Linked DNA regions of Mus musculus: region 2 is linked to region 1. Evidence: chromatin loops called from intact Hi-C (ENCODE). Cell type or tissue: heart. All regions are shown on one strand.

Evidence for each region. Peaks named below come from ENCODE experiments on the same cell type or tissue, not always from the same donor. Only the 100,000 strongest peaks of a DNase experiment are listed, where the experiment ranks them.
Region 2: a loop joins it to region 1, with 2.9 times the contacts of the local background. A loop is called at or near these places in 4 of 42 quality-filtered maps.

Annotation. Positions count from the first base shown.
Region 1 is chr2:23,313,845-23,316,344 of GRCm38, forward strand. No RefSeq gene overlaps it. Among named protein-coding and RNA genes, the nearest start is that of Nxph2, 6.2 kb to the right of the region's middle. In heart, a CTCF peak has its summit at 1,216 (motif pointing right); no DNase peak of the experiment used is centred here.
Region 2 is chr2:23,587,437-23,589,936 of GRCm38, forward strand. No RefSeq gene overlaps it. Among named protein-coding and RNA genes, the nearest start is that of Spopl, 17 kb to the left of the region's middle. In heart, a CTCF peak has its summit at 1,561 (motif pointing left); no DNase peak of the experiment used is centred here.

The DNA.
Region 1 (2,500 bases):
GTGCCATGTGATTGTGTTTCCTAGATACAATGGGATAGCTTCATCGATGATACCACAACAACATGGGTACCTAATCAAGACACAAACACTGACATCAAAGAATACGATAATGTGAAAGAGGAACATCTCACATGGGCCCTACCCATACACAGAGAACTCCATGCAACTGTTGACTGCTGAGAGGAGGAAGATCAGTCTTCCTCAGGGATGAGTTTCCTTAAGTTGTCATGCACATACCAATAGCCCTATGTTCAGTAGTTGTATTAAATGTTACATATACACATATAAAATAGATGAATATCAGGGTATGAATGGGGGAGCATATGAGAAATTAGGAGAATGAATGCAGTTGTGCAGTAAATTTTTTTTAGCATGGAATCTTCCATTTTAAATTTAATTTTTTTAAGATGAAGAATGTGACAGCAGGGTAAACAACAGAATATTTTAAGATATAATATTTAAAGGAAGGTGAAACAACGGGGCACTTGTTCTAAAGAGAGACAAAACATTACATCCTACTCCTAAACAACAGGGAAGCTCAGGAGTAACCAAGTCAAATTATCTTCAGGAATTGCCTGAAACTGACCAGATTCAGCAGGTCCCTCCCTCCCTATGGATGTATAGAAACAGTAAAGAGCAAACAAGCCAGACTACCTTGAAGAATCTTAGAAACCCAGTTGCCTGGAACTAGAGACTGTCTGAGCATACGCATGCTTACTATACTATCTACAAAGGATGGACACTGTCATACCTGTTAAGCATCCTGCAAGTTGTATAGTATGTTCATGATTTTCCACCTTTGTTAGCTGTTACCCCAGCTGGGGAAGACTTTAATGATGCAGTTGTCTGTGAGTTATTCCTGCTGCTGTAAGTAATCCCTCACCCATACTCCTTTAAGTAAGCCCACAAAAACTCACTGCTTCAACAAGTTGGTATTTGTACTTAGCTCAGTCATCAATCAGCTCCCTATCTGAAGTGGGTACTCATTTGTTCATATTTTCCCAGGAATAGCGTCACACAACAACAGGGAGGGGAGATGTAATTATACCTTAACAAGCAAACACACAAAATAACAGAAACAACAAAACACCACTCCACCACCACCACCACCACCACCAACAAAACCAAAAACCAAAAACCAACCAACCAACCAACCAAACAACAACAGTAAAACAAACAAGATACTCCCTGTATAAAGCAATGCTTCCAGTGGCCAGTAGATAGCAGTATAGATATTCCAAAAAGTGGAGAAAGGCATTAGTGTGATTACTATGCTGCCAAGGAAACATTAGACAGCTCATTTTTGAGCAGCACACGAGAAAAACAAAGTGAGATTTTAAAATATCAAATCCTAGGTGCCTCTAAATGCAAGCCTGCACATTCAGCCCACTTGTTTCCTAAGAGAGTTTCTATTAGGAAGCAGGAACATGAAAATAGATCTTGACTAATAATGCCACAGTTCAAAAGGATCACAAAGTAGAGCAACGAATGAATGAAGGTGCCAGCAACATTTTAAAGAATGGATGCAAATGTAAACAAAACAACTTATTGTCCTTATTCATAAGACTGTAGGAAACATTTTTAAAATTCACATATGCTACAAAGCACACTTCTTTAATAAATAAAAGCCTAATTGTGGGGAAAAAACCTGCATCCCAATTATCCAAAGATGGTAGACAGCACTTTGATATAGTTAAATGTACTATTTGTGTGTAGCGGCTGCTATGTTCTGACAAGTGATGAGGAGTAATTTCATATTCCTTTCAAGGTAAAACACAATAGCATTTCCATATGATGCTGAACCATCATCCTTCGATGTTGTGCAACTTCAGTTCATCAAAGTATATTATAAAGCTTAATGTGCGTATCTAGGGAGTGTGTCCTCAAAGACCTAGCAAAGAAAAAATTGGGGACACTTGGGCAAAGAAAGTGCATATTAATTGAAAATGGCCTCTTAAAAAGATAAAACTAAAGAGTAGACCTCAAATTTCTTTTGAGTTTTAATTGATGTTAGAATGGAGAAACAGACTCCTGTAAAGATTAAGAATTAGGTTTTCTTCCCAAAACTCCAGGCCCACTTTCAGGTGAATATTTTCTTTTTTTATTACTTTTCTAGGGTCCATGACTTAACACTCATGTACTTATAGCCTCAAACGGCCTAAGATGCCCTTCAGCCTTTGACCTTAATCATGAAATCCTTTATGTTGAAGTTGAGTTACACTTGGGCATTTGCAACAAGAGCACCTTACCAGTATGACACGGGCAATCAAATGCAGGTTGCAAGAGACTGGGCATCTGTGTATATCTGTTCTCTGTTTTCTCTGCACTTAAGAAACACTATCTGAAATGTGTTAAGAAACTACACCAGAAATAATATTCACTATATTTGATGTACAAGAAGATAAGGTTATTAACCCCTTAAGTAATCATCTGTATTTGTGAATGGACAGTACATACAGTAATATATTGTAAGATGGTGTCAAATTTAAAAATAATAAAA
Region 2 (2,500 bases), 270 kb after region 1:
ATAAATGTGTGAAATTGATAGATAGTTAATGAACATATTATTTTAAAAATAAGTCCACAATAAATTGGTATATAAATATACATATATAGTTTAGTTGAAATATTCTCATTTTATCTAACAGTGAGAATAGAAAGGCATAGACTATCGAACAAAAGCCCAGCTCCAGGCATAAAAATCCTTTTGAGTTGTTTATCAGAGTTATGTGAGAGATGCCCAAAACAGTGTAGGGTATTGCCTACAAAAGGTAGACATAAGTTCATGTTGAAGACACCATGCATTCAGACATAGGACAAGCAGCTCTTGAATTGAAACTAATATAAAAGCCTCCTTTCTAAGAACTAGTTTCACGATACCAGAAGGCACTATTCAAGCTTCTAAAGGAGGTTAACAATACACAGCATAGTTTGGTAGGAACCAAATTATGATGCCTCCCAGTATGGCATGGGAGGAGCTGAGAGTTCTACATCTTGATTTGAAGGCAAACAGGAGAAGATCGGAAAAGCCTACCCCCCCACAGTGACACACTTCCTCCAATGTGGTCACATCTGCTCCAACAATGACACACCACCTAATACACTTGACCCAAGGGCCAAGCATTCTATCACATGAGTCTACTGGGGCCAAACCTACTCTAGCCATTACCAAGAACTCTCTAATTGGATTTACAATCTACTCAACAGGAAAGAAATCATGTTTGGTATTGGAAACCTTTCCAACTATCCAAGGATAGTGAAGTTGTAGATACTGAAACAGAATCAACAACTCACATGTTTCTAAGAAAATGTAATGCCGAACTGTATTTCAAATACTTGTCCTTATATTCACAGTTAAATATGATCCTCACCCTTTATTAAGGAAACCTCTCATTTCAACAAATGGAGACATTACAGAAAACTACAACCTACAGAATTACAGAACTATGGAACACAGTCCTAATGAATACATCTATAATACAACTCTTAAATAACTCAAGGAGCTTCTCAGACGATGGGGCAGAAGAATTATAAGAGCCAGAGAAACAGGGAGTTGGTTGTAAGATTATATCTCTTTAAAATGCCAGAAGTTTTACCAATAAAAAACAATAACAAGCAAGGAAGACTCTAATAGACATGCTTACCTGGTGAGGATGGGTGTGGGGAAAGACCACAAACATCAACACAACACAAGTAACTACAGGAAGCTAAGAAATGTAAAGAGAAATTAAAAGGAAGGAACATTCCAATTAGTTGTTCAATACCAAATGTCCAGTACTGAAAACATATACACACAAGTATCATCATGCAGGCTGGGCAGGTTGTATTTATGTATTTAGTTACACACACACACACACACACACACACACACACACCACACATATATGTATATATACAAATATGTATACATATATATGATATTATATATCATCATCTATTTAAAAGTTGTATATTAGAACAATTAAAGAGGACTGAAGAGATGGCTCAAGAGGGCTGAAGAGATGGATCAGTGGTTAAGAGCAGTAATTGCTCTTCCACTGGTCCCGAATTCCATTGCACAACCATCTGTAATGGGATCTGATGCCCTCTTCTGGTATGTCTGAAGAAAGCAACCGAGTACATAAAATAAATAAACCTGTTTGGGGCTGGAAAGATGGCTCAGAGGTTAAGAGTACTGACTGCTCTTTCAGAGGTGTTGAGTTCAATTTCCAGCAACCATATGGTGGTTCACAACCATCTGTAATGAGATCTAATGCCCTCTTTGAGTGTGTCTGAAGACAGCTACAGTGTACTCTTATCATTAAATAAATAAATCTTTTTTAAAAAAGATTCTATCAAAAAGGAACAATTAAAGAAAAACACAACTGTGAATTTGAAAAGAGTTACATGGAAAGGTTTGGAAGGAGGAAAAGGACGATGTGAACAATTAATAGTATTAGATTCTCCAAAAAAAACAAAAACAAAACAAAAAAAAACACCAAAAAAACAAAAAAACCAAAATACTATTTTAAGGAAGGAATTAATGAAATCAAGGTTTGCTTCTCTGAACAGATAAACAAGATTGTCAACCTTCACCATACTATGTAGACCCATGTCTGCAAGATCTGGGATTTAAGAACCTAAAAGAATGGGGAGAACTACAGTCTAATGCTGTAGAAAACATTACTTCAGTTTCAGTATACTTTTATACATAAATAAAACAAAGCAAGCAATGATTCAAGAAAGTTTTTTGAGTCCACAAAAGCATTATCAGAAAAATCATGATTAGATAAACATGTAAATAAAACATCAATAAGCCCATACTAAATATTAACATAGCAGCTCGTTCCCAGAACTTTCTTGGGACTGATCAATTTAAACACAATATCTAGGAAAGCACAAAAGCAAGGTAGTTGGCCATATCCAGATTCAGGGCACACTGAAAACAGCACTCAGCATAGCCTTTCATCAGATTGGGTTCTAGAGATTGGGTTTTGACATTTAACAAAAATAAAAATATTTTTTAAATTGAATGTAAATGTTTAGCC